2 separate regions of the Homo sapiens genome follow, and region 2 is linked to region 1. A link is a loop called in an ENCODE intact Hi-C map of the cell type or tissue named here. Cell type or tissue: mammary epithelial cell. All regions are shown on one strand. Links, peaks and the distances in the headings refer to the core of each region. The heading gives the core; the rest is flanking DNA. Region 1 holds the start of LOC124907869 (a long non-coding RNA gene). Region 2 overlaps SLC20A1 (solute carrier family 20 member 1).

The links. Peaks named below come from ENCODE experiments on the same cell type or tissue, not always from the same donor. Only the 100,000 strongest peaks of a DNase experiment are listed, where the experiment ranks them.
Region 2: a loop joins it to region 1, with 5 times the contacts of the local background. A loop is called at or near these places in 20 of 110 quality-filtered maps.

What each region holds. Positions count from the first base shown.
Region 1 is chr2:112,591,789-112,607,073 of GRCh38, forward strand. It overlaps LOC124907869 (a long non-coding RNA gene), which reads left to right and starts at 8,071. Exons shown (of 2, transcript XR_007087193.1): 1 at 8,071-8,525. In mammary epithelial cell, for the core only: a CTCF peak has its summit at 8,415 (motif pointing right); a DNase peak (open chromatin) is centred at 8,463; H3K27ac peaks cover 1,388 bases.
Region 2 is chr2:112,648,696-112,663,980 of GRCh38, forward strand. It overlaps SLC20A1 (solute carrier family 20 member 1), which reads left to right. Exons shown (of 11, transcript NM_005415.5): 5 at 4,007-4,103; 6 at 8,427-8,546; 7 at 10,130-10,399; 8 at 10,509-11,067; 9 at 11,692-11,877; 10 at 12,447-12,531; 11 at 14,169-15,130. The coding sequence ends at 14,330. Among named protein-coding and RNA genes, the nearest start is that of SLC20A1, 10 kb to the left of the region's middle. In mammary epithelial cell, for the core only: no CTCF peak of the experiment used is centred there; a DNase peak (open chromatin) is centred at 7,356; H3K27ac peaks cover 1,612 bases.

The DNA of each region.
Region 1 (15,285 bases), core at 4,526-12,525:
CTGGTGGCTTTTTGTTTCCATCTCTAGTTTCCATGGGCTGTGGTGGATGTTTTCAGCCCACTCCACTTGCTTGAGTAAGCTTGAGTGGGGTTCTATGCCATGCAACTAAAAGAAGTGTGATTAAAACAGACAAAATGGAGATCCAGACTACACTTTAGAACATCTCTATGTGTCCTGTCTTACAATAGGCTAGACTAGCTTCTTTATATGATGGTCTCAGGGGTCCAAGAGAGTGAAAATGGAAACTTCAGACATCACTTTTACCACATTCTATTGGTCAAAGCAGTCATGAGCCCAGCTGAGATTAAAGAGATGGGGAGACTTTACTTCTTGATAGCATTTGGCTGCAAAAAAATTGTGCCTATATTTAAATTACTGCAACAACTTCATAGTGTTTCTTCTTGTGTCAGTTTTGATATTTGAAGGTGGGGGTCTTTGGGAGGTAATTAAGATTAGACAAGGTCATCAGGGTGGGGCCACCATGATGGGACTGGTGGTTTTATAAGAAAAGGAAAAAAGACCTGAACTGGTCTGCTCTTGCCCTTTCACCATGTGACGCTCTCTGCCATGTTATGATGTGGCACGAAGGCCCTCACCAGATGCAGGCACCGTGCTCTTGGACTTCCCACTCTCCAGAACTATAAGGAATAATTTTCTTTTTCTTAAATTACCCTGTCTATTGTATTCTGTTATAGCAACAGAAAATAGACTAAAACAAACATCTACATTTTCAAATTGCCATCAACTTGTTAATAATATCCTCATAGTATATTTTTAAGGTTTGTAGAATCTGTAGTGATAACCCCCTTTTCATTTCTGACATTGGTTATTGGTATGCTCTTCCTTTTTTTTTAATCGATTTTGAGAGAGGGTTATCAATTTTGTTAATCTTCACAGAAATTACTTTTGGCTTTGTTGACACTTTATTTTGTACATTTGTTTTTAACTAGTTCTCTTCTCACTCTGTTGCCCAGGCTAGAGTGCTGTAGCGTGATCTTGGCTCACTGCAACCTCCGTCTTCCAGGTTCAAGCGATTCTCCTGCCTCAGCCTCCTGAGTAGCTGGGATTACAGGTGCCCACCACCACACTCAGCTAATTTTTGTATTTTTAGTAGAGACAGGGTTTCACCATGTTGGCCAGGCTGGTCTCGAACTCCTGACCTCGTGTTCCACCCACCTTGGCCTCCCAAAGTGCTGGAATTACAGGCGTGAGCCACCACGTCCAGCTAGTTCTCTTATTTTCTTCTTTCTTTAGATTTAATTGTCTGTTTCTACCTTTTTGAAATGAATGTTTAGCTCACTGGTTTTCAGCCTTTTTTCTTTTTTTGTTTTTGTTTTTTTGTTTTTTTTGAGACAGAGTTGTGCTCTGTTGCCCAGGCTAGAGTGCAGTGGCGTGATCTTGGCTCACTGTAACCTCTGCCTCCCGGGTTCATGCCGTTCTCCTGCCTCAGCCTCCCGAGTAGCTGGGATTACAGGCGCCCGCCACCACGCCCGGCTAATTTTTTGTATTTTTAGTAGAGACGGGGTTTCACCATGTTAGCCAGGATGGTCTCGATCTCCTGACCTCATGATCCACCCGCCTCAGCCTCTCAAAATGCTGGGATTACAGGCGTGAGCCACCGTGTCCGGCTTTCTTTTCTAATACACTTAAATTTGCCACAAAGCGTGACTTTGTTTTTTTTTTTTTCAAGATATATAATTTGACTTGTCCCATAACTGTGAAGAAATAACAAATCATTCTTCAAAATAGAAGATAAAATAACTATAATAACAACAAAAACCCATGAATGCATTGTTGTAACTTAGCCAATAGTCACGTTTCCTTCTTGCCATCTCTGCCTATAGTAGTCCTGCTCCTTGGATGTCTTTGTCTTTCAATCCTCCTTTTGTTCCTTATTTTCCCTTCTCTACTCTCTTTTGATTTCTCCATTGACCTCAGATTGTTTAGAAGTTTAGAGTCGTATTTCTTAATTTCTAAACATAAGGAGGTTTTTTTTTTTTAGGTATCTTGCTTAATTGCAATTGGGTTGGGAACATTTTATATGATTTTAATCTTTTGAAATGTGTCGAGCCTTTATGGCTTGGCATATGCTCAGCTTTTGTTAATGTGCCATATGTGCTTGAATCATAATCCTTGGTTCATGATGCACCGTCTTAGCTCAGGTTCCCCCAGAAACAGACCCTGGGACAGAGAATTAGAGGTTGATCCCAGTAAGCATTACTAGGGCAGTGGGAAGTGAGACAGGGACAGTCGTCTTGAGTACAATTTTCTATACTGTTTTAACAACTGTCAGAATAATTTTTTAATGGCCCTCCACATTTCTACTCTTCTTTCATCTTTACATGGACTCTGCAGGTTTCCTCCTAGCTCTCTGGCTATGCCACCACCTTCTCCCACCCAGCCGTGACATAATGATTTTCTTCAAGGCTTACACCAGGCCTCTTCTTATTCTCTCCTCTGTGCAGTGATCTCCTTCCTAGAGAATATCAGATAAGTCATTGGTTCACAGATGGTTATCTCCAGCCCTGGCTTCTGCCTTGGGCTTCCACCTGCTGCCATGGACCTTCATATAGATGTCTCAAAGGGAGCACTAAGTCCCAATGTGTCCGGAATTGCAGCAGGCATTATTTTCCCCAGCTTGTCATTCTCACCACCATTTCTTTGCACTCTGCCCCTGCAGAAGGTTTGGTATTGTTATTGTTGTTGCTGTTCTTTTTCTTAGAAGGCCTCACTCCATCTTAAGCCTGGATTTACAATTCCCCTTTTCATTTTTTTTTAATTTTTGTTTTATAGTTTGGGTATACAGTTCCCCTTTTGTTCATTTTATTTATTTGTTTGTTTATTTATTTATGAGATGGGGTCTCACTCTGTTGACCAGGCTGGAGTGCAGTGATGTGATCTCGGCTCACTGCCACCTCCACCTCCTGGGCTCAGATGATCCTCCCACCTCAGCCTCCTGAGTAGATGAGACTACAGGCACGCATGCCCAGCTAATTTTTGTCTTTTTAGTAGAGATGGGGTTTCACCATATTGTCCAGGCTGTTCTCTAACTCCTGAGCTCAAGAAATCTGCCTGCCTTGGCCTCCCAAAGTGCTGGGATTACAGGAGTGAACCACCATGCCCAGCCCCTTTTGTTTATTTTAAAGCTGAAATGAGGACTCAGTTAATTTTGTTGTAGTCTTGTCTGGTGAGGGGCGATTCTTCACCCTTGCTGCCGTCCCTCACACTCTTCCTATTTTCTAAATATGCAGTCAGTCATTTAGATCACATCACCTGTATGAATAAAAGCCTTTCATGTCGGCTGCATTCTTCAGGCTTCTAACTTCTTGCAATTCATCAGTTACGTCTAGTTACATCTGTGGATTCCTGCACCATTGCAGATGCAAAGCAGGAGAAAAGAAGGGTTTTCTTTTCATCTTTTTTTTTTTTTTTTTCTGAGACAGAATCACTCTATGGCCCAGGCTGGAGTGCAATGGCATGGTCTTGGCTCACTGCGAGGACCGTCTCCCGGGTTCAAGCATTACTCCTGCCTCAACCTCCTGAGTAGCTGGGATTATAGACATGCACCGCCACACCCAGCTAATTTTTTTGTATTTTTAGTAGAGATGGGGTTTCAATATGTTGGCCAGGCTGGTCTAGAACTCCTAACCTCAAGTGATCTGCCCTCGTCTGCCTCCCAAAGTGCTGGGATTCCAGGCGTGAGCCACCACACCCTGCCTTCATTTTTGTTTTGAAGGAATTACCTCCTACCCCTTAAGTCCTGCAGTCCCTGAACTTGACCTTATCTGCAGCAAAGATGAGAAAGGGGGAAGGTATGATAAAAGGAGAAAACACTTGCCAATGTTTTCTAAATTAACCCCTGACATTAAAATTTAACATTTTCTGCACTTCCTGATCACAGTCCTGTCTTTTACTCAGTTGTGGGCGTGCACTTTTTTTTTTTTTTGAGGTGGAGTCTCATTCTGTTGCCCAGGCTGGAGTGCAGTGGCGCAATCTCAGCTCACTGCAACCTCCACCTCCCGAGTTCAAGCGATTCTCCTGCCTCAGCCTCCTGAGTAGCTAGGACCACAGGCACGCGCCACCACGCCCAGCTAATTTTTGTATTTTTAGTACAGATGGGGTTTCACCATGTTGGCCAGGATGGTCTCAATCTCCTGACCTCGTGATCCACCTGCCTCAGCCTCCCAAAATGTTGGGATTACAGGCGTGAGCCACCGCGCCCAGCCTGGGCATGCATATTTTATGGATCTTAACTCGACTTTTAAATTTTCTTTGAGCATCTGGGAATTTTATGAAAGCACTTTGTTAGTTTCTATTAGTGTCCCCTATATCCAAAATTCTCATTAAAGAATGCCGTTTCCCATCTCTCAAGAATTTATCAATTCAGGCTGGGCATGGTGGCTTACGTCTGCAATCCCAGCACTTTGGGAGGCCAAGGTAGGCTGATTGTTTAAGGTCAGGAGTTCAAGACCAGCTTGGCCAACATGGTGAAACCCCGTCTGTACTAAAAAAACAAAAATTAGCTGGGCATGGTGGCAGGTGCCTGTAATCCCGGCTATGCGGGAGGCTGAGGTAGCAGGATTGCTTGAGCCCAGGAGGCAGAGGTTGCAGTGAGCCGGGATCACGACGCCACTGCACTCCAGCGTGGGCGACAGAGTGAGAGTCTTTTTTTTTTTTTTGAGACTCACACTGTGCACAGGAAGAAAATTATGTGAATGTCCTTCCTAACAGGGAGAGGCCTTCCCTGACCTTGCTCCCCTTGGGCTGCCATCAGCATGGGGCTTTCTTAGGTATCAAGGCCACCTCAGTTTGGAGAGATGCCAGAAGTGGAAGTGTCAGCCAGACCATGTTTTCATTCTACTTGTCTATATTAGATCAAAGTCAGAGAGAGAATCTCAGTTCATAGAGGGAACACTTTATAACCTGTGTTTATGGAGGAGAATCACATACCAAGTGGAATCACCTTGAAGCAAGGCTTGTGTGCCGGGGGCGATGGCTCGTGCCTGTAATCCCAGCACTTTGGGAGGCTGAGGCAAATGGATCACTTGAGGTCAGGAGTTTGAGACCAGCCTGGCCAACATGGTGAAACCCTATCTCTACTAAAAAATACAAAAATTAGCTGGGCATGGTGGTACATGCGTATAATCCCAGCTACTCGGGAGGCTGAGGCAGGAGAATCGCTTGAACCCAGGAGGCAGAGGTTGCATTGAGCCAAGATCATGCCACTGTACTCCAGCCTGGGCTACAGAACGAGACTCCATCTCATAAATAAATAAATAAATAAATAAATAAATAAATAAATGGGATTTCGAGACCAGGCTGTCCAACATGATGACCATGTTTGTATTAACTTAGCTGGGCGTCGTGGCACATGCCTGTGATCCCAGCTACTTGGGAGGCCGAGGCAGGAGAATCACTTGAACCCGGGAGGCAGAGGTTGCAGTGAGCCGAGATCATGCCATTGTACTCTAGCCTGGGTGACAAGAGCGAAACTCTGTCTCAAAAATAATTAAAAAAAAAAAAAGTGGAACCGTTTAGTAGATAATAATCACATAAAGAGTTATCAACTCTTTCCCTGTGTCAATGTTAAACATTCCCACCTCCACCTTCATCACATACTCTGTTGGAGAAGGGTACTTCTCTGACCCATAGCCAGGGCTGGCTGGTGAGACTTGTGTTAGCCAATGAGAGGTGAAAAGATGTGACATATGCCACATCTGGGCGGAAGTTTTAAATGGCATGCATCTTGTAGCTTTGCATTTTGTGTTTCATCTCTACGTTGTGGGAATGGCCTTAGAGGATGATGCTCATTCAGTCCGGGACCAGGAATGAGAATAGAAACTGAGCAGAGCTACAGGTCAACCTCAGTCCTCATTTAAATGATCAAGAACTACATGCTTCTTGTTGTAAGCCACTGAGATACTGTGGTTATTTGTTACAGCAGCAAAACCTCAGTGATACAATAGGAACAGGCAACTCACAAAAGAGGAAAGGAAAAATATGCAGTCTCTCTAACCATTAGAGAAGTGTAGATTCCAGTGAGATTTTTGGTCCTTCAGATTGGCAAAAACTAAAAAGTCTGATAATATCTAATGTTGACAAGAAAATGTAGAACTAGGCTGGGTGCAGTGGCTCATGCCTGTAATCCCATCATGTTGGGAGGCTGAGGTGGGTGGATCGCTTGAAGCCAGGAGTTTGAGACCAGCCTGACCGACATGGAGAAATCCTGTCTCTACTAACAGTACAAAAATTAGTCGGATGTGGTGGTGCATGCCTGTAATCCCAGCTACTCAGGAGGCTGAGGCACAAGAATTGCTGGAACTCAGGAGGTGGAGCTGAGATCATACCACTGCACTCCAGCCTGGGTGACACAGCAAGACTCTCTCTCAAGAAAAAAAAAAAGAAAGAAAAAGAAAAAGAAAATGTAGGCCAGGCGCAGTGGCTCACACCTATAATCCCAGCACTTTGGGAGGCCGAGGCCGGCGTATCACCTGAGGTCAGAAGTTCGAGACCAGCCTGACCAACATGGAGAAACCCCGTCTCTACTAAAAATACAAAAATTAGCCAGGCATGGTGGCACATGCCTGTAGTCCCAGCTACTCGGGAGGCTGAAGCAGGAGAATTGTTTGAACCCGGGAGGCAGAGGTGAGCCAAGATTGCGCCATTGCACTCCAGCCTGGGCAACAAGAGCAGAATTCTGTCTCAAAAGAAAAAAAAAGAAAAGAAAAATTAAAAAGAAAAGAAAATGTAGAAATAGGGCCAAGCGTGGTGGCTCACACCTATAATCCCAGCACTTTAGGGGGCCAAAGTGGGAGGATAGCTTGAGGCCAGGCGTTTGGGACCAGCCTGGGCAACATAGTGAGACCCCATCTCTTAAAAAAAAAATTAAAATAAGTAGAAAGTGTAAAAATAGGTACCTCATAAGCTATTGTTCATGGTACACACATTTTGGAGGAAAATTGCTGATACATTCCAAACTCTGCATGCTTGTTTGTGCCCGAGTTCATTTGGGATTGGGAGGGGAACTGAAATCACAAGAGAAATATTCAAGGGGTTCTCACACTCTCTTTGTATTGTTTGAAATCTTGTGACAATTAATTTATGTATTACTTCAACAGTTTGTAGGAAGCTTAATTTTTTTTTTTTTTTAGATGGAGTTTCGCTGTTGTTGCCCAGGCTGGAGTGCAGTGACACAATCTCAGCTCACTGCAACCTCTGCCTCCTGGGCTCAAGCGATTCTCCTGCCTCAGCCTCCCAAGTAGCTGGGATTACAGGCGCCCACCACCACACCCGGCTAATTTTTGTATTTTTAGTAGAGATGGGGTTTTGCCATGTTGGCCAGGCTGGTCTCAAACTCCTGATCTCAGGTGATCTGCTTGCCTCGGCCTCCCAATGTGCTGGGATTGCAGGCATGTGCCACCACGCCTGGCCAAGTTTTTATTTTTATTTTTGCTGTATTATTTATTCCTAATTACTTTGAATCATGCTAGTTCATGTGGTCTTTAAAAGTTTTTACTCTTTTTGATTAATTTTTATGTGTTAGTCTTGGATTGATTGACATTTTAATGTTAATTCTTTTGTTGCCATCATTTAGATATTTGTACCTTTCTTTTGAAGTTATACCTATCCTTCACTTAATGACTAATTTATTCCTAAAAACTTTGCTGCTAAGTGACAAACCTGCATATGAAAAAAATATTTCTATTAATTTTAATGAGAAAATACATCATTTATCTCAATCCAAGACACGTGAATAATTTTAATAGAAAAAAAATCAACCAAATAAAGAAAACATATTTATGTCAGTAGTAAACAACAATTTTTTTTTTTTTTTTGAGACGGAGTCTCCCTCTGTCTCCCAGACTGGAGTGCAGTAGCATGATCTTGGCCCACTGCAACCTCCGCCTCCCGGGTTCAAGCAACTCTCCTGCCTCAGCCTCCTGAGTAGCTGGGGCTACAGGCACGCGCCACTACGCCCGGCTAATTTTTGTATTTTTATTAGAGACAGGGTTTCACCATGTTGGCCAGGCTGGTCTCAATCTCCTGACCTCGTGATCCACCTGCCTCGGCCTCCCAAAATGCTGGGATTACAGGCGTGAGCCACAGCGCCCAGCCCAACAAGTTTAATGTAAATAAATATTATGTGCATAGAACTTCGTGTAATGTAGATATGTTGCCTTCCCCAAAAGAGGAACTCAGGACTTGACCATCGGGGAAGGGGCATTTTTCATCTTGCACCATTGTCCTCACCAATTTTTCAGTCTTTTGGGAGCTCATGATTACAGTGCCCTCAAACTTTACAGAAAATAAACTTATGGCACCCCAAATACGTTTGAAACAAAATTAAGGCTAAGCAAGGGCGTTTCCTAGCATGGAAGCATGCATGGAATTAAGATGCTGGCTCTGCCGCCGACCAGGAGGTGGCGCTGTCCCACACAGACCAGAGGCAGCTGCTTCCACGTGAGGCCTCCGGCTGGGAACTGCGCATGGAGATTTTGGGGTGTGTCTTTGCTGGAAACCCTAAGGTCAAGTATTACTTCTTACAGTGTACTTATTTAGTGTGTTTTTGGGGAGTCATTATACTGTAAAAAGGGAGTCATTACAAAAAGTGGCATAACTTTAGTTATTAACTGAATGGTGCTATGTGCAGATAAGTCCATAGCCCTGTATTTTAAAGATAATAGTTTATTCTTTCTACTTCTTAGGTTGGACATTGATTACACACATGTTTATTATAATATTTTTAAGAACACAAAATAAATGAAAGCAGGGTATGTATAGAATGGTGATGAGAGTGTATTATGAAACAGATTTTGATCTATCTAAGTCTGAGCTCTCTTGAGGTACAAAAATTAGAAGGAATTAGTAAAATTAAAACCTGATGTGAATAAAACAGGAAATAAAAACAAGGCAAAAGATGATTGAAAGGATTAATCTCAAATTGCTTCTTTCAGGATAAACTATATGCACCCTTCAGGAGACTGAATAGATAAAGAAAGTAAAAGGTTAAAAACAGATGCATTTAGAAATCAGAAAGGAATGTAATCAGAAATTGTCTGGAGGCTACTGCATGCCACTCTAGTAAAAATATTTCCTGCTGAACTTCTAAGGATCATATTTGACACAAGATGTAGAAAACACAAGTGTCCTAGTTACTGTGGAAAAGTTTGGAAAGGTGATTAAAAAAACGTTGTTTTTATTTTTTGAGACAGAGTCTCACTGTATCGCCCAGGCTGGAACGCAATGGCGTGATCTCGGCTCACTGCAACCTCCGCCTCTCAGGTACAAGCGATTCTCCTGCCTCAGCCTCCCAAGTAGCTGCAACACCACGCCCCGCTAATTTTTGTATATTTATTAGAGACAGGGTTTCACCATGCTGGTCACGCTGGTCTCGAACTCCTGACCTCGTGATCTGCCCACCTCTGTCTCCCAAAGTGCTGGGATTACAGGCATGAGCTACCATGCCCAGCCAAAAAAAAAAAATCGTTATATATATATATAAAATCTCCTTTCTCAGATTTTCCTCCTGTGGACATTTTGCTTTATTTGCTTCATTGCTTTTCTTTCTCTCTGTTCTTTTATTTTTGGAGACAGCATCTTGCTATTGTTCAGGGTGGCAACAGCAGTGGTGTGATCATGCAGCCTCGACCTCCTGGGCTCAAGTGATCGTCCTGCCTCAGCCTCCCACATAGCTGGGACCACAGGTATACACCACTATGCCCAGCTAATTTTTTTTTTTTTTTTTTTTGGTAGGGGTCTTGCTATGTTTCCCAGGCTGTTCTCAAATTCCTGGGCTCAAGGAATCCTCCCACCTCAGCCTCCCAAAGTACTGGGATTACCGGTGTAAGTCACTGTGCCCGGCCTCTCTCTGTTCTTAACATTTTTTTTCCCTGAACAATTTGAGAATGTGTTGCAGACATCATGGCCCTTTACCCCAGATGTAGTGTAGAGTGCACTAGTGAGGGAGCTTCTGGTATCAATGGGAAACTCACTGGTGGAGTCTCCATAGGCTAGGAGTGACAGTGAGATACGATGCCATTGAACTGGGCTCCCTAGGGTTAATGGGAGTGACAGGATTCTGAAATAGCAGAGGCAGGTGGAGGCACTTAACCATCAGAGACAAAGTGAGTACAAATTACTGGAATGGGCAGCAAGCCTGGACTGGTAGTCAGGGTGCCGTGATACGCAGATACCTGTGGCAATGGCCAATGGTCCACACAGTCCCCTGGGGAGAACACCATCCCATGGGGGATATTGCCTAGAGTATTATTTGACTGTATAACCAGGAAAAATGAAGATCTGGGGAGCAGAGCCCTATGTCATCTTCCACAATGAAAATCACAAGTCTGGCCAGGCACCATGGCTCACACCTGTAATCCCAGCACTTTGGGAGGCCAGTGTGGGTGGATCAGGTGAGGTCAGGAGTTCAAGACTAGCCTGGCTAATATGGTGAAACCCCGTCTCTACTAAAATACAAAAATTAGCCGGGCGTGGTGGTGGGGACCTGTAATCTCAGCTACTCACGAGGCTGAGGCAGGAGAATCGCTTGAACCCAGGAGGCAGAGGTTGCAGTGACCCGAGATCATGCTATTGCACTCCAGCCTCGGTGACAGAACAAGACTCCATCTCAAAAAAAAAAAAAAAAAATCACATGTCAGTTCTCAAGCTCAGACCCTGTTGACAGAAGGGCAGCCCAGTTCCCCCGAGGAAGAATCCGACAATGCTACTGCAAATACATGCAGCAAGTATTCCTCTAGCTCTTTGTTAAAGGGACCGAGCCATGTTCTAGGGTAACTGTCCACTATAGAAAGGGAAGTACCTAGATTTCTCAAGGGCCATGGAATACCAGGTTCATGAAATCGGTACCAGAGGATCTGAAATGCCACTATAGATCCCTGCCTAGAGTGGGCACGGGAGACAAGGTAATAAGCGGAGTCCTGCCTCATGTTTGTCTCATGTTTGTCCAGTGGGCCCACAGTTCCCTCTTGAAGTTATTTCCAGGTCTCTTAATTGGGGTGGATATACTTAGCAGGTAGCAGAACTTGCATATTAGTTCTCTCACCAATTATGTTAGGCAGGTCCAAGCATCAAGTGTCAAGATGATAAATAAAAAATAACACCACGTCTGGAGAATTGCAGAGATCAGCACCTCCATCAAAGACTAAAGATGCAGGGAGGATGGTTCCTATCATATCGCCATTTGGCTCATATGTATAAAAAACCATATGGATTGTGGTGGATGACTGTGGGCTTCCATCAACTTAACCAAGTGATAGCCGAAATTGTAGCTGCTAGGCTGGATGTTTACCTGAACAGATCGATACAGCCTGTGGCACTTGGCATGCAGCTATTGATCTGATAAATGCATTCTTTTCAATCCTCATGAGTAAAGAGACTCAAAGTTATTTTGTTCACATGTAGGGAAGGCAGCAGAATAGATTTACCTTCTTGCCCCAGTGCTATGGTAACTCTTCTCCTCTCTATCACAGTATGATCCACAGGGACCTGATCATCTTGCCATTCCACAGAACATAATGCTAGCTGGACTTGGTTGAACAAAATATGGCAGGTACTCTGAATGACCAGATGCCAGTTGGTGGGAGACAGGACTCCCCTCCCCTAAAATTCGGAGGCTTTGCCATATTGGTGACATTTGTAGGGTCCACTGGTCTGAAACAAGTTGCTGTACCTTAAGCACCCCCTATTGCTAAGAAAGAGGCATTTTGAGGCATCATATACCACACTGGCAATACAGCATTTACTCATTTATCTCCTAGTTCAAATAATACCCAAACAATGAGACCCTGCAGCAGATCCAAGGTGTGGGGCAAACTGCCCTGCTCTTTGCCTTCTATGCCAGCGGGCTCAGTGATGCTAGTGTAGGCATAGTAGATCAAGATGCCGTGTGGTGTTTCTGGAAAGTCCACTGGGAGAATTGCAGCACAGACCCCTAGAGATCTGGAGCAAGACTATGCCTTCTGTAACAGACAATTATTTGCCATTCATTGGAAAAGCAATTCTTGTCATACCATTGGGCCCTAAAAGAGATTTTGAAATTGACCATGGGGCATCAAGTGACTTTGCACCTGGAGCTGCCTTTCAAGTATGATAGAAATGGTCATTCAGGAGCAGGTCGAGAACATAAGTAAGTTAAATGGACACATGGCCCAGATCCCCAGGTCATCCACCTCGGTTGCATTGAAGCCATTGACTCAGCTGATGTCCATAGCCTCAGGTAGGTGTGTATGATCAACTGATAGAAGAACAATCCTGGGCCTTGTTGGTGTGAGCTGAAATAGACTGTTATCCACTGAAGTAGACTGCTATCATACTACAGCCCTACTCAAGGTGGCCCTCAAAATAGCCATGAGGGGAAATCTTCCCAGCAATCAGAGCTGAATAGTGTATTTGGCCATCCACTTTGTATAGAGGGAGAAGAGGCCTGAAGTAGGTATGAGTATGGACTCCTGAGCTGTGGCAAATGGCTTGGCTAGTTGGTCAGGGACCTGGAAGGACCAAGTTAGGCAAAAGGGAGACAAGGAGATTTTGTATTTTTAGTAGAGATGCAGTTTCGCCATGTTGGCCAGGCTGGTCTCGAACTCCTAACCTCAGGTGATCCGCCCACCTCGGCCTCCCAAACTGCTGGGATTACAGTCGTGAGCCACCATGCCTGGCCTAGTAATTAACTTTACATATTTTGACATTCATAATTAACATGTATAAAATCAAGAAATAGCTCTACTGTCCTTCAACTATATAAGGATATTTGATTACATTAACCTCACATCCTCTCCCCCTTACATGCTGTGTTTCTCTTGCTCTTTTGGGCCCAGAAGACATTCTTACAGGGTACTGTACCATCAGTGTTCTTTGTTCTTTCCTGCGTCTCTGATCTTCCTGGATTACTCTTCTGCATAAGCACATCCTTCAGAATTTATGGCAGCTCTTTTTGGAGCAAACCCTCTATATCGTTAGCCCAAAAATGTCTTTATTTTACTGTCATTCTTGAAATATATTTTTGTTGAATATATAATTCCAAGTGAACAGCCTGTGTAGAAAAAAGTTAACACAGCAGGCCTGAGCCTGCTATTCTCGGAAAAGTCGGCTTGCAAGGTTGGCCCTTGGCTGGCATCTAGTCAGTTGGATTTCCATCATTCTCTCATCGGAGTGTCTCACTGTATCTAAAGTGTTCAGCTTATGCTGAACACCTCTTTTCCTTCTGAGAGTCTAGAATTTTGGTACATGCCAGACAGTGGACGCCAATGTAAGTACCTTCCCTGCATTAAAACCTTACACACTGAGTCTCTAATGAGCCTCCCTGGTAGACAATGTTTCACATGTGTTGTCATAACCTGTTGCTGGAGGAATTACGTGCATCCTGTGGATTCCATTGGGAAAGGACTCTTGGAAGCTTGTGTTGCACCCAGTAGGAACTTGGCCTGGCCTGGCACCCCATGTATTACCTGGCCCCTTTAATGATGATGTTTGAGTCTCTGATTTTCAGTGTTAACTTGGATCCTGTGTCCAATAGTTCCTGAAAGGTCGATTATTCCCTTTTCCCCAGTGTACATTTACCTGAGTACATGCCCTCAGGTCTTTCTGGAGAAGGATTGGAGGGAATCATTACCACATACATTTGCCGTGATGTAGGATCCTCCCTTATGTGGGCTGGCATCCCATTCAGTCAAGGGGTACTGGCTCAGGTCTAGAAACTGATCAAAGGATCATAGTTTTTTATTGAGATGTGTCTTGAGCCTTGATCATTTCTGATTCCCTCTGATTGCATAAATTAAGCTGTATTTTGCCCTTAGGAAAATTATGTCCTATTATCATTTCTATAATACTCTCTCTCTTTTTTTTTGAGACAGAATCTCATTCTGTTACCCAGGCTAGAGTGCAATAGCACCATCTCGGCTCATTGCAACCTCTGCCTCCTGGGTTCAAGCGATTCTCCTGCCTCAGCCTCCTGAGTAGTAGGGATTATAGGCACCCACCACCACGCCTGGCTAATTTTTTGTATTTTTAGTGGAGACTGGGGTGTTTCACCATGTTGGCCAGGCTGGTCTTGAACTCCTGACCTCAGGTGATCCACCCACCTAGGCCTCCCAAAGTGCTGGGATTACAGGCGTAAGCCACAGCGCCTGGCCCATCTCTATAATTCTCTATGGGAACAGACTCCCCTGCCTGTCATACATTACATCTGTTCTTGCCATGTATTACAGCAATCTCACCCAGCATTCTTCTGGCAGTGAAGTGTTGTCACCTGGCCTCTATTATTTCAGGACTCATCCTCATTAGTATTGGGAACATAGCTCTGTAACATCATCTCCCACGATCAGCCCACAGTCACCACCAAGCTTCTTGCTGATGCTGGTGGCCCCATTGAACAGCACATTCCTCCTCGTTTGGATAAACAGAAGGTGCCCACGGCTCCCCTGTGGACTGCGGTGACCTGGTGGGTTTTCTTTCCTCAGTAGCATATCCACTCCAGCATGCCTGCTTCTCTGAGCCACCTCATTCCTGTATCCACTATTGCACGGCATTTCTGGCAGTTCTGCTTTCCTGGGGGATATTGCTTTTTCCAGGCTTCCATGAGACCATTGAGTGGAGTGTTAGTACTATCTTCACCTCCTTGCTGGGGTGTGAATCCCATACCCCACAGCAGCACTCTCGCATCAATAAACTTCCCTTTATCCAACTTTGTCCCACTTGATGCAGCATGAGGAGAGCCAGCCCCGTGTGTCTCCCCAGCACCTACTGGACATTTGGCCACGTCCTGTGGTTCCTTCATGTATCATTCTTTCCTCCCTTAGTAGACCGAGTATCTTCCTGTCAGATGGCCAAGCAGCAGCCCCTAAGCAGCAGCCCCTAAGCAGCAGCCTGGGGGAGCCACAGCTGCTATGTATCAAGCACAAGGCAAGGCCTGGCTGACATGCATGGTCAGGAAAGCAACAAGGAGCCATTTTTTAGATCAGGCAGTTTATATTACTCATACAGATGGTGAAAGCGCAAGTAGACAGAGGTGCCAGGTCCCTGTGACCCTTGCACAGGGCGGCACCAAAACAACAGGGGCCAAATGGCAGCAACATGAGTGCCAGGTGAAGCCCATACCACACTGCAGCCAAGCAGCTTTATAGCTGGTAGCTATGCACATGCTCTCAGGGATGGGAAGGCATAATTCTAGGTGGTCCCCAAATTCCCACTCCCTCATATACATGCCTTGTATCATCGCCTCCCGTCGAGTGTGGGTGCTAATTCTAAGCTACAGACAAGCATTTTCCCCTT
Region 2 (15,285 bases), core at 3,802-11,801, 56 kb after region 1:
GAATATAGCAGTTTAACACTTTGAAAACTTGAAATATCTTTAGCCTGGTATAATATGAGAGTAAACAGTTCATTGATATTTATGGACTCCTAAGTTTGGTACTGTTTTATTCAGCAGACAGGTACGATAAGCATCTACCTTCCCACTCCCTACAACTGTAGTGTATGATACTGGGATGCTTAAATTAGAGGCTCACCAGTAGTCATGGACCAGATTTTTTTGTTTTTTTTAGAGTTTTCATTAGAACTGTATATCTTGCTACTTAGCAGAGAGTCAGAAGCATTAGTAGGATCTCCTGTTGTGAATTCCTGCTTGGTAAAGGTTTATGCTGGCCCTGTGTTGATTATTGAGTAGCAGATCATTTTGTTTTTGGAGAGGGTTTGTGTGTTTCACCTCCACAAAACACTTATTCCCCGGAAGGGGAATGGTGGTGCTCTGAGGTGCAAAGAGGGATTCTCAGGTGCCCAGAACCTCTCATTTGAGGAATGCATACCCCCACGGTGTTATTGAGGGCTGAAGTTAGATACGGTAACTGATTTCTTAATTGTATATTTCCTATATGGGTATGGGAATGGGCATGATCAAATGATGAAGAATGATTGGCATAGTGTTTAAAACAATATTGACTTTGAGGATCTTCCCCCACTCTGTGCACGTGCACACACACACTCTTGCAGGCCAATCCCTCAGTAACAGGAGTTTTCAGTTGAGTATGAATATTTCTGCTTCCTTTTAGGAGTTAAATTTCAAGAAAATATCCTTAGACTGGTAAGCTTTTGGTATCTTAACTGCTAAAATCTGAATATTTGACCATTAAGATATATTCCAACTCTTAAATGTCTATCTTGAAAATTAAGATTAACATGACCTTTTTTTTTAATTTCAAAAAATTGCTTTTAAACATTTTCTATTCTCTGAATGTTTGTTCCAAGCATGTTGGGGATAGGTGGGAACAGACAGAATGGAGGTGAGGTACTTCTATTTAGGACTGGCATCGCACAGAAGGAATATGCTTCAGTGCTCCTGTTGAGTATTTTTAAATTCTAGTCAAAGAAAATAGGGCTTTTGGCATTCTCATTAGTTAGAAATATATTTAGGATGTCTTCCCTTTTCTTTAGACAAAACCAGAATATCCAATATGTAAAAGTGAACTATTCTGGTGAAGATGGGGGGTTTTGTGAAGACCTTTCCTGTCCCACATGACTAGACGATGAGGCATTCACATTATTTCCAGGTGAAGTTTTACTTGTGTGTTAGGTGGATCTCTACAATGATGAGACCTTTCTTGTTTTACCTTCTTCCTAGACTCTCTGGAACTTTTGATTTTTTTTTAACCATGAACCTGTATTTCACAATAAACTATTGGTATAGTAGTGTCATTCATACCCTACCCCATCCCCAACAACTTTGCGTAGAGAATACCTCAGATTTGTTTACCTCAGGGAATACTTAATTGGGCTATGCTATACAGGATAATAAATACACAGGCTGCTACTTCAGACTAGTCAATTACAATTTGATTTATGGATAATCATATTACGAAATATCTTTGAAAATCTATTGAGAAGTCCCCACATAATGTCTTTAAAACCCAGGAAATTTTTGGGGGTGGGAGTCTTGGGTTGGGTTTTTTGGAGCCTTTTTTTTTTTTTTTTGAGACGGAGTCTCACTCTGTTGCCCAGGCTGGAATGCAGTGGCACGATCTGGGCTTACTGCAACCTCCGCCTCTCGGGCTCAAGCAATTCTCCTGCCTCAGCCTCCTGAGTAGCTGGGATTACAGGCGCCACCACACCCGGCTAGTATTTTTGTATTTTTGGTAGAGACGGGGTTTCACCACGTTGGTCAAGCTGGTCTTGAACTCCTGACCTCAGGTGCTCTGTCCGTCTTGGCCTCCCAAAGTGCTGGGATTACAGGCTTGAGCCACTGCACCTGGCTTTTTTTTTTTCTTAAGCGAAGTCTCGCCTGTCACCCAGGCTGGAGTACGGTGACTTAATTGTAGCTCACTGCAGCCTTGACCTCCCAGGCTCAAGTGATCCTCCTGCCTCAGCCTCCAGAGTAGCTGGGACTATGGGTGTGTGCCACCACATCTGGCTAACTTTTTATATTTTATAGAGGTGGAGTCTTGCTCTGTTGCTTAAGTTGGTCTTGAACTTCTGGGCTCAAGCCATCCCCTGCCTCATCCTCCCAAAGTGCTAGGATTACAGACAGACATGAGCCACCACCACACCTGACCTGCATTTTCTTAAGACTAGTCTTTAGAATAAAAATACACACCTTAGTTTCCTAATCTTGTTGACTGCCCTCAGAGTTTGACCACCGTTGAGTTAGTTATTCAAGGATGCTTAACAGTTCTTGATTTCTGTATGCTATTGTTTTTGTTTTGGCTATTTCACTATCTGTTAACATTCTCTATTAAACTATAGATAAGAGTTAAATTTTAGAGTGGTTTTCAATGAGTGCTCATCTCTGCTAATTTGAAATGGTACCTTTACTTTACACATGGGTCTGAGCTTTCCCTTGTTTCACTGGTCTTAAGCTACTAACTTTCCAGTGTATTGATTATTGTTGGAAGCTGTAGGGTTTTACTTTCTGTTTTTCCTCCCCAAGATTTTCCACTGGAATTGTGATCAAGATAACATTAAACCTTTTAGGCTAAGGTCTTTATAAAGTTTTTAGCCTTCCCATATATGTATTCAGATCTTTGCTCCCAATTTTTTTTTTTTTCTGAGATGGAGTCTTACTCTGTTGCCCAGGCTGGAGTGAGGTGGCCCAGTCTCCACTGACTGCAACCTCTGTCTCCCAGGTTCAAGTGATTCTCCTGAGTCAGCCTCCAGAGTAGCTGGGACTACAGATGCTTGCCACCACATCCGGGCTAATTTTTTTGGTATTTTTAGTAGAGACAGGGTTTCACCGTATTACCCAGGATGGTCTCGATCTCCTGACCTCATGATTGTCCTGCCTCGGCCTCCCAAAGTGCTGGGATTACAGGTGTGAGCCACCGCGCCCAGCCTCCTCCCATTCTTTCGGTGTTTGACTTGGGTGTTCTCCTATAGAATTAATACATACTAGGTATGGTAGAATTCTTATTTTTAGTCACTGGCCTTACTGTTCCTTAAACATTTCAAGTTTTTGCCTTAGGGCCTTTGCATTTGCTGATATCTCTGTCTGGAACATTCAGCGCCCAAATAATCAGGTGGTTTGCCCCTTCTGTACCCATAGTTAATGTACACAGCTTGCTAGCTTACTACATTTATGTCATGCTTATTCCTTGACCCTCCCCACCCAAATGGTGCCCCCCCTTCCATCACTCTCCTCTTACCCTTCTTTATTTCTCTTCACAGCATTTGTCAGTACTTTACATTATTCCATACTAGAAGGTGAGTGTCAGTTCTATTAGAACAGGAACTTGGTCTTATTCCCTCCTATATTTCGGTGCCCAGAATAGCACTTGGCACACAGTCTTTTGAGTGAGTGGATGACCTTGTGCACAATCAGTTATTATCATTGAACTTCGGTAAAGCATTAATTGTGGCATCTTTGTCAGATGTTTAGATAAGATGGTTGGCGTACGCATAGTCTGCATGTTGTATTTTTAGTCTTTGAAGATATGAAGTCAGGTAAGCAACATCCTAACATAGTCTATTTCTTGACATCTCTTACAAACGTAGAGTATAGCCTATCCTCAGGTGTGTGCTGAAGTTTATATTAGGGCTTTTGGGTACCTTAGAATGTGGGTATTGCAATCTTTATTCAGGATGTTATCAGTCACTGGTACAGTTAGTCTTGTTATTAAAAGAAAAAAGAAAAAAAAACAGGTAGAAGTTGGAATTAGCCTTCGTAGGAAGAATTCCAGATGCAAATGCAGGAAAAACTCTGTTGTCCTTGGAAACTACTCTGGAGAGAGTTATTGGCACTATAATTCCCAAACCTACCCTGTTAAAAGATTCTGTGGAAATGGGTTAACCTTTATACCTTTTAAGATATTGATCTTAATGATGTTTTACAGGCAGATCCAGTTCCTAATGGTTTGCGAGCTTTGCCAGTTTTCTATGCCTGCACAGTTGGAATAAACCTCTTTTCCATCATGTATACTGGAGCACCGTGTAAGTACCTATCAAAATATTTAAATGTGAATTTAAAGTTGTTTACAAAACTTGCATTAAATGCCCAATTTACCCCTTTTTGCTTTACAGGGCTGAAATCTCCTAGAAGGTGGCTGGCCTGCGCCCATTTCAGAAGGCTGCAGGCTAGTGTACGCTGAGTTAACCTAGATAGTTTTTCAACCAAAGAGACCTGCTCAGATTCTAAATCACTACAGACCTTTCCTCTTTAGTCTTCACAGGATCCACTGATAATATGATCATCTCCTTCCCTTTCTCCTGTCTATGCTAAAAATGCTGGAATTAATACTGACCTCAACTACTGAAGTCATTAGTTATATCTGATCTTCAGTAATCAGTCATTTAGGACTGGTTTGCTGGATATTCTCATTTTTCTCTCCCAAATGGAGATACTATTGTTTCTAAGTACTAAACTTCCATGAATCTGCTTGAATGAGAAGAGTTGGGATGTTTACCACCTGCTCTAAGTGCACTTGGAAGAAGAAATTCATGCAGCTAAGAGGAAAAATAATTTGTGAGAATATAAAGGTTGAAATGTTGATGACTTTCATGTTTGGGACTAAGGCAAGGCATGGATTAAATTATGGCGCTACAAGTTTAATTTAGCAACAACAAAAGATTGGTAACTTGTAACTGGCAGGACAGTACAGTTTTGGTATCTAGACTCATTTGGCCTGATGGTCTGTGACTACATAGGCAGTGACTTTTATTCTTTATACTGTGACCCACTGGATGAAATACAGGACACACATGTATGTATGTAGAGAGAAAGATAACTGGAATAGTGTCATGAAGCCACTTAATGCTTACTATGTGCTATGCACCCATATTTTCAAATTCTCTCTTTTTTTTTTTCTTAACATTTGTTGTGGCCCACTGAAATGATTTCAGTTTTGAGTAATGGGTTGTGACTTGCTCTTAAACCTCACTGAAGTAGTAAGTTGCTGACCCAAAGTAGAGTTAGCTAAATATTTTTATTATTTATTTATTTTTTTGAGACAGTTTTGCTCTTGTTGCCCAGGCTGGAGTGCAATGGCATGATCTTGGCTCACCACAACCTCTACCTCCCGGGTTCAAGCAATTCTCCTGCTTCAGCCTCCCAAGTAACTGGGATTACAGGCGTGCACCACCAAGCCCGGCTGATTTTGTATTTTTAGTAGAGACGGGGTTTCTCCATGTTGGTCAGGCTGGTCTCCAACTCCTGACCTCAGGTGGTCCGCCTGCCTCAGCCTCCCAAAGTGCTGGGATTACAGACATGATCACCGCACCTCGCCAATATTTTAATTTTTTACCTTATTTTAGATTGAGGGATTATATGTGTATTTTGTTAGATGGAGCTAAGTATTTTTAATCTTGCTAATTAATTCTTGGAATAATCAGGAACGAAACAGACAACTTTAAGAAAATATTGTTCTTACTTAGACTATACTGAACTGCTATGTGCCGGTGAAGAGAAGTTTGTATGCCAGATTTCCATTGTAAACAGTTCTTTGTGATAAACTAAAAAGTCTCCCATGATGCTCTTAACACTCATTCTTTATGTGGTAGAAGCAAAGCTCAGAGATGAGTGAAATTAGAATCATTTTAAAAACAGAAACTTAGATATTTTCGTTGTGTCCTTTATGGATCATTTGTAAGAAAAACCAGTCTCTTTCCTTTTTGACTTGGAATGTAGACCAACTTAAATTGTGATAGACAGTAATTTCATGTATATTTTAGTTTGTGTGACCACATGATCAAAATTGAAAGCAGAATTTAAAATGAAAAGATACATAGTCACCATAGAATTGTAGTTTGGGGCCGGGCGCGGTGGCTCATGCTTGTAATCCCAGCACTTTGGGAGGCCGAGGTGGGTGGATCATGAGGTCAGGAGTTCAAGACCAGCCTGGCCAAGTTGGTGAAACCTCATCTCTACTAAAAACTAGAAAAACTAACCAGGTGCAGTGGCAGGCGCCTGTAATCCCAGCTACTTCGGAGGCTGAGGCAGGAGAATCACTTGAGCCTGGTAGGCGGAGGTTGCAGTGAGCCAAGATCGTGCCACTGTACTCCAGCCTGGGCGACAGAGTGCGATGCTGTCTCAAAAAAAAAAAAAAAAAGTTCAAAAACAAAAAAAGTTTTAGTTTTGAAGGGACCTCAATTTGTTTCTAATTTTTTTTTTTTTTTTTTTTTTGAGACAGAGTCTCGCCCTGTCACTCAGGTTGGAGTGCAGTGGTGCGAACTTGGGTGACTGCAACCACTACCTCCCGGGTTTGAGCGATTCTCCTGCTTCAGCCTCCCGAGTAGCTGGGATTACACATGTGCATCACCACGCCCAGCTAATTTTTGTATTTTTAGTAGATACGTGGTTTCACCGTGTTGGTCAGTCTGGTCTTGAACTCCCAACCTCAGGTGATCCACGGACCTCAGCCTCCCAAAGTGCTGGGATTACAGGCGTGAGCTGCCGCGTCTGGCCTTGTGTCTGATTTTTAAAGATTAATCATTTTGGGGTATGATAGAATTTCCAGTTTATAAGTACAAACAGTCCCTGACTTCATGGTTCAACCTTCAGTTATTTGACTTTTTGATGGGTTTATAGGTACATAACCTCATTGTAAGTTGAGGAGCATCTGTGATTTCGTACATAACAAGCAAAATAAAGCAAAACAAGCAGAAGTAACTAAGCTATTCCTAGATATCAACTACAGATCATTATAATATCTTTTATGGGTTTTTTTTTTTTTTTTTTACCTTTTTTGTTTTTCAGGGATGGGGTCTTGCTGTGTTGCCCAGGCTGGCCTTGTATTCCTGGGCTCAGGGTGTTCTCACACTTCAGTCTCCTGAGTAGCTAGAGATCATTATAACATCTGTTAGATTTAAATAGGATTGTATAGTGCTTTACTTCTTTTCGTTTGTTTTTGTGACGGAGTTTCGCTCTTGTCACCCAGGCTGGCTGGAGTGCAGTGGCACGATCTTGGCTCACTGCAACCTCGACCTCCTGGGTTCAAGTGATTCTCCTGCCTCAGCCTCCCAAGTAGCTGGGATTATAGAAGCCCACCACCACATCCAGCTGATTTTTTTAATTTTCAGTGGAGACGGGGTTTCACCATGTTGGCCAGGCTGGTCTTGAACTCGTGACCTCAGGTGCTCCACCTGTCTCAGCCTCCCAAAGTGCTGGGATTACAGGTGTGAGCCACTGTGCCTGGCCAGTGCTTTACTTCTGTCTTTAGTACAGGCTAATGGTTTGGAGCCTACTGGCGTGCATATGACAGTCAGATAATGACTAATATTACTCATTCTTAAACCATGTGAACAGTGTTGCTAGGCAAGTCTTTTTTTAAGGTAAGACTTGTAAGTGAAATTACCACTAAACTTTGTGTGTGAGAAAGACAAAACTTTTTTTTTTTTTTTTTTTTTTTTTGAGACAAAGTCTGACTTTGTCACCCAGGCTGGAGTGCAGTGGCGCAATCTCAGCTCACTGCAACCTCCGCCCTGCCAGGTTCAAGTGATTCTCCCACCTCAGCCTCCCGAGTAGCTGGGACTACAGGCGCCCACCACCATGCCCGGCTAATTTTTTTTTGTATTTTTAGTAGAGATGGGGTTTTGCCATGTTGGGCAGGCTGGTCTCGAACTCCTGACCTCAAGTGATCTGCCTGCCACGGCCTCCCAAAGTGCTGGGATTACAGGCATGAGCCACCGTGCCTGGCTGAAAGACAAAGCTTTTACAACTATTCTTAAATTATCAACTTTTGATAGATAATATCCTTGTTTTCTGTATCTTGCTTTGATACTGCTTTCAAGGAGATAATCTCATTAAAGCATTTTACTAAAGGCCAGTATAGTGAATGTAATCACTTTTACACAGAATTGTGTCAGCATGACAAATGTGACTACTGAGACATCATTCTGTTAACATTAAAATAAGTTTGTAGGTGGTAATGGAATATGTGGCAGTTACGATCATGAGCTAGGAGAGTGGAACACTTGCTGTCTTTTTCATAGCTAGTCATAGGTCCTTAGCGTGTAGTGATCTTTATTATCTTCCAAGGTGAAGAAAGGAAAAGGCTCGTATGTTGAGAAGCATAGGAACTTGAGTCCCGCAGGTGTTCAAGTGGGCTAGGCTGGTGTGGGTTTTCAGATGATCATTGAGTTTTTCTCCCAAATTTGTATAGGCACTAGCACAGTAATCCTGTGCACTTAAATCTGGCAGCAGCTGTCAGGGGTGATGGGCTGGTATGGGGAACCCCTCAGTCCCCAGAGGAGGGTTTACACAATATTGCAGGGGGCTGTTGCCCTGGGGTTTTCAAGATGCACCATTTTATCTCCTAGTGCTGGGCTTTGACAAACTTCCTCTGTGGGGTACCATCCTCATCTCGGTGGGATGTGCAGTTTTCTGTGCCCTTATCGTCTGGTTCTTTGTATGTCCCAGGATGAAGAGAAAAATTGAACGTAAGTAATAACTAAACAGCAGAAAAGTTTAACTACTAATGTTGTGTTTATTTTTTATTTGGCCACCTGTAAAAATCTATTAGAAGAGATTGGCAAAATAAGAGATTTTAAAGGGAAATTTGAGGATATGGGTTTGTTGTCCAAACTGTTTTTAGAAATGGACTTACATGACCTAAGACCTGTTCTTAAAAATGGACTTACATGACCTAAGACCTAGTGATAAAGAGTATTCAACCTATGCTGTAGAGACAATCTGGGGCATTGAATTTTTTTATGTTCCTTGATCAGTTGCCAGTGACATGATAGATAAATAGAGAAATCATAGCCTACATTTACTGAGAAGTAGAAGGATACCTTAATGAAAAATAAGGGGTAGATACAAGATATTTTCGTAGAGGAAATATTTACCCCAACTGCTTCTGTGTATAACTTCAGATTCAGACAAGCAAAGCTAAGTCTAATGTGTACATGTTGTATATAGGCTAGAATACATGTAGACATTGTATTGCAGTATACAATGCAAATACATATACAAACACACATTGTGTGTCTGCTAGAATTGTAGCACAGATTCTAGAAGTAAACATTTTCAAGTGTCAAGGAATCATTTAGGCCATTACCACACACTCATGTAATTAAATACTGAGTAAATTTTGGTTAGTATCGGACTTTTTTTTCCTTAAAATAATCATTTTCTGCCCTTTTCATCGATGTGAAGGCTGGGTTAGCAAGTTGAAGTTTATCGTTTCGAAGCTGAGGGATGCATAGACTGCAGTGGTGTTAGGAAGAACGCTGCGTCACCGCAGCTGAACCGAAGAGCCTCCGAGAGGTTCTGTGCTAGTCTGGCTGTGCCGAGTGCACGGTGGGAACCAGGCTTTCAGGACTCTCTGGCCTCATTTTCCCTCTCTGGGAGGAGTTGAGACAAGTCTTGCTTTATGTTAGTCAGTCTGTAGTTTGACTGAGGTGCCTGGATGGATAGGTCAGCATACTGAGCACTGGCATGAGAGAGGCAGAAGATACTCTGGTCTGCCTGTGGGATTTACAGCCATGATGCACATCTCTTTGTTTTATAGAGGTGGAAATTAAAGTTGTCGTCTTTAGTTCCCTGCATTGAGCTGTGCCACTTTGCTTGAATTGGTGGACTGAAATTTGAGAGAATCCTCTTTTGAAAAGAATAGAATTGGGTACAGTTCAGATTTTTAGTTTCAGCTTATCAGCCCCATGGTTGAGCTACTTTCCCCTACAGAATGAGTCAGCAGGGAGCTAAGAAGGGTTCTTATATCTGTAAAGGGTTGTAAAAATAAAAACAAAACAACAATGTGCTACAGAAGCCCGTAAAACCTAAAATATTTACAGAAAAATTTTGGGACCCCTGACATAGGGTGTTCTGCATTGCTGGTTGTTCCCAAGTGAGAGTTGCTGGCAAATGATAAAGCAGGCAGGAAAAATGTTCCTGAATGTTAATTGAAGTTCACATACATTCTTGTTTTGAGATGAGTTTTTTGGGGGTGGAGGAAAGGAGACGTGGAACAAAGTAGTATGGCCACAACCAAACCAAAAAAGACCCCCCTTTTTTTTCCTAGGAGAAATAAAGTGTAGTCCTTCTGAAAGCCCCTTAATGGAAAAAAAGAATAGCTTGAAAGAAGACCATGAAGAAACAAAGTTGTCTGTTGGTGATATTGAAAACAAGCATCCTGTTTCTGAGGTAGGGCCTGCCACTGTGCCCCTCCAGGCTGTGGTGGAGGAGAGAACAGTCTCATTCAAACTTGGAGATTTGGAGGAAGCTCCAGAGAGAGAGAGGCTTCCCAGCGTGGACTTGAAAGAGGAAACCAGCATAGATAGCACCGTGAATGGTGAGTTGGAATTCCTGGTTTCACTTTTGTTACCTGCAGTGGTGAGGAGGCTTATTGTTTTGGATTTGATGCTTTTTGTATTGAATGTCACCTTGGTGATCTTGACTAGGTGCAGTGCAGTTGCCTAATGGGAACCTTGTCCAGTTCAGTCAAGCCGTCAGCAACCAAATAAACTCCAGTGGCCACTACCAGTATCACACCGTGCATAAGGATTCCGGCCTGTACAAAGAGCTACTCCATAAATTACATCTTGCCAAGGTGGGAGATTGCATGGGAGACTCCGGTGACAAACCCTTAAGGCGCAATAATAGCTATACTTCCTATACCATGGCAATATGTGGCATGCCTCTGGATTCATTCCGTGCCAAAGAAGGTGAACAGAAGGGCGAAGAAATGGAGAAGCTGACATGGCCTAATGCAGACTCCAAGAAGCGAATTCGAATGGACAGTTACACCAGTTACTGCAATGCTGTGTCTGACCTTCACTCAGCATCTGAGATAGACATGAGTGTCAAGGCAGAGATGGGTCTAGGTGACAGAAAAGGAAGTAATGGCTCTCTAGAAGAATGGTATGACCAGGATAAGCCTGAAGTCTCTCTCCTCTTCCAGTTCCTGCAGATCCTTACAGCCTGCTTTGGGTCATTCGCCCATGGTGGCAATGACGTAAGGTCAGTTGACATTGATCTTAGTGTTGCTAACCCTATTTTTAAACCATTTATCCTTGTCACAGGCCTGTGCTTGTGGTAGTGGTACTCCTAGCATTTACAGGACCCCAAATAATACAAATAGGATGAGGTAATAGCAGTTATTGACATAATAAGACAGTACAGTTTTATTCTTCAGAGGAATTACAAAGAATGTTTATTTTTGTAGATGATAAATATAAACAGATACTCTTCACAGAGAAGGCTTTTGTCCATCAAGATGAGATTCAGTTCTTTGGTAGTGAATTGTGGGATGTAAGATGTAAGATGAAAAACTTAAAAGTTTTTCATATAGAATGATTTTGTAGTTTGGTTTGTAAACTGTTTATTGGAACCTGAGAGTTGCTTTAAGCTGCCTATAGGAGGAAAGAGGCCACCATTTGCCTGGCATTCCCTCCATCAGAGCTGTGTTCATTTTTCTGTTGTGTATGTTGGGGTTCCATTTATGTCTTTAGAAAGAAAGGCCCTTTTGCCAGATGAGCTTGAAAGCTGTACTTTAGACAACCTGGTAGATCATTCAGCAGATTGGGTCTTGCCAAGATCTAGTTCTGCCTGAAAAGTCACTTCTGCCCTCTTTGTTTCTTCCAGCAATGCCATTGGGCCTCTGGTTGCTTTATATTTGGTTTATGACACAGGAGATGTTTCTTCAAAAGTGGCAACACCAATATGGCTTCTACTCTATGGTGGTGTTGGTATCTGTGTTGGTCTGTGGGTTTGGGGAAGAAGAGTTATCCAGACCATGGGGAAGGATCTGACACCGATCACACCCTCTAGGTAAGTAGGTGGAGCAGGTTCTACAAATGTCAGTACTCATTTTTTTCAGAGATATAACACTGTCGAGTGCTAACACAAATCTCTAAAGTAACCAAGTTTGTATAAGTTCATGATGTTCTTATTGTCATTGTTCTTTTTAGATTTTACTTGTCTGGCCCTTAAACATTTTGGTCAGACATTTTACCCATTTAGCTCTGGTGGTCTCTGAAGAAAATGACTTTTCTGAGAAAGCTGTGTATGCTAAGAGCGGATAGTTATGTATACTTGCCTTTTATTTGTCTTGGGAGCTAAGACTCAATGTTTACCAAACTCTTCAAAATAAAAGTGCAAATTTTATTTAATAGTGGGATTCCAGAAAAACGTAAAACTGGAAGCCTTTGAATAAGGAAACTGGGCATCTGTGGCCTGATTTAAATAAAGTAGATCTTAGGGGTTATAGCAAATAAAGATGTCAGTGGAGGTTTTGTGACTGAGTAGAACAAAGCAGGACTGTGTTAACTTGAGGTGTAGTGTTAGCTTCTCAAAAAAGTCAAACTCACTTCCTGACAAGAATCCTTTTGTGTCTGTAGTGGCTTCAGTATTGAACTGGCATCTGCCCTCACTGTGGTGATTGCATCAAATATTGGCCTTCCCATCAGTACAACACATTGTAAAGTAAGTGTAATGCCAATGTGTGTCTTTCAAATGGTTCTTCTAATATGTAGGGTTTTTAGTTTTACTTCTCTGATACTTTGATTTAGAAAGTTTTGTGCAGTTGGAGTCTTGAAGAGTTCATAAGTTATTTCTTGTGTTTATTCTTATTTAAGCAATTAAATAGATATTCTCCCCAAATAATAGAAACATTGTTTTATATACAGCTTACTGTAGTTTCTGGCTACTAACCTCTTCCTTTGTTACTTTATCCTCCCTCATTGTAGTCTCTTTATAATAATTTTTTTTTTAATCTCAAGAGTCATTTCTACTTGGCACCATTATGTTTTATTTATTTATGTATGAGTTGGAGTCTTGCTGTGTCACCTGGGCTGGAGTTCAGTGGCACAATCTCGGCTCATTGCAACCTCCGCCTCCTGGGCTCAAGTGATTCTTGTGCTTCAGCCTCTCAAGTAGCTGGGATTATAGGCACCCGCCACCATGCCTGGCTAATTTTTGTATTTTTAGTAGACACAGGATTTCACCATGTTGGCCAAGCTGGTCATGAACTCCTAACCTCAGGTGATCCACCTGGCTCGGCCTCCCAAAGTGCTAGGATTACATGCGTGAGCCACCGCGCCCGGCCGACAGCATTATGTTCTTTGCCTTTGGGGAAGCCATTCAGAGCAGGGTAGGTGTATGCTTAGAAACTGGCAGGTGCTTTAATTCTGGCCAGGTGGGTTTCTGCTGCCATTTGTGGTGGCTGAAGGCCTGGTTCTAACAAGTCTGTGAGGCTTGCCAAAATGTTGGCAAAGCAGTTTATTTACAGAAGGCATATTTCAGGGCCTCTCAGGATTGAAATACTGAGAAACAAAACAAATCTTAAGGTTGTTTGATGACAATCTAATAATTATAGGAGAAGGAAGAAACTGGTTTCCTTAAGAGCATTTAAGCTGGTCCATCATGGATCCTGCTGAGTCATCTGTTTGCTACCCGGATGTGTCTCCAGACAATTGTTTATTAGGTTTAATATCAGCCACTCTGTAAATAATCTTAGGAAGACTTACAATGCAATTTGTTATTAAAAGCAGTGTATAGGCCAGGTGCAGTGGCTCATGCCTGTAATCCCAGCACTTTGGGAGGCCAAGGCAGGTGGATCACAAGGTCAGGAGTTTGAGACCAGCCTGGCCAACATAGTGAAACCCCATCTCTACTAAAAATACAAAAAATTAGCTAGGCGTGGTGGTGGGTGCCTGTAATCCCAGCACTTGGGAGGCTGAGGCAGGAGAATCACATGAAACCAGGAGGTGGAGGTTGCAGTGAGCCAAGATTGCGCCACTGTACTCCAGCCTGGGCGACAGTGCGAGACTCCGTCTCAAAAAATAAATAAATAAAAGCAGTATATATTCATTAAATTTTAGCAGTAGCTGAGAAGGGGAAAAGAAATAGTTCTTGTGTCCTTTTACTACCGTTAGTATAGATTATGATTGGATTTTCAAATTGCCTTCATTTTCCCAGCTTAACCTGTTGTAAACCAGCTTTCTTGGACTTTGTCTTGTCCAGGGGTCTGGGGCTCCTTGTCCAAACAGTCTCAGGTGTCTGTTTGCCAGAATACCACTGGCACTTCAATAACCTGTTTCCTTGGTCTGCTTCTCTTCTAGGTGGGCTCTGTTGTGTCTGTTGGCTGGCTCCGGTCCAAGAAGGCTGTTGACTGGCGTCTCTTTCGTAACATTTTTATGGCCTGGTTTGTCACAGTCCCCATTTCTGGAGTTATCAGTGCTGCCATCATGGCAATCTTCAGATATGTCATCCTCAGAATGTGAAGCTGTTTGAGATTAAAATTTGTGTCAATGTTTGGGACCATCTTAGGTATTCCTGCTCCCCTGAAGAATGATTACAGTGTTAACAGAAGACTGACAAGAGTCTTTTTATTTGGGAGCCAGAGGAGGGAAGTGTTACTTGTGCTATAACTGCTTTTGTGCTAAATATGAATTGTCTCAAAATTAGCTGTGTAAAATAGCCCGGGTTCCACTGGCTCCTGCTGAGGTCCCCTTTCCTTCTGGGCTGTGAATTCCTGTACATATTTCTCTACTTTTTGTATCAGGCTTCAATTCCATTATGTTTTAATGTTGTCTCTGAAGATGACTTGTGATTTTTTTTTCTTTTTTTTAAACCATGAAGAGCCGTTTGACAGAGCATGCTCTGCGTTGTTGGTTTCACCAGCTTCTGCCCTCACATGCACAGGGATTTAACAACAAAAATATAACTACAACTTCCCTTGTAGTCTCTTATATAAGTAGAGTCCTTGGTACTCTGCCCTCCTGTCAGTAGTGGCAGGATCTATTGGCATATTCGGGAGCTTCTTAGAGGGATGAGGTTCTTTGAACACAGTGAAAATTTAAATTAGTAACTTTTTTGCAAGCAGTTTATTGACTGTTATTGCTAAGAAGAAGTAAGAAAGAAAAAGCCTGTTGGCAATCTTGGTTATTTCTTTAAGATTTCTGGCAGTGTGGGATGGATGAATGAAGTGGAATGTGAACTTTGGGCAAGTTAAGTGGGACAGCCTTCCATGTTCATTTGTCTACCTCTTAACTGAATAAAAAAGCCTACAGTTTTTAGAAAATTTGTTCTCATGGTTTTCTTTCATACTCGAATCACCTGGGCTCCTGATCAGTTAGCCTAATATCATTCTTAGGTGATGTGAATATCTTAACAAGTGAGAGCTACTGTCCAACTTAAAGCTCCCAACCCCTCCCTGTATGCTTCTTGTGTGCCCAG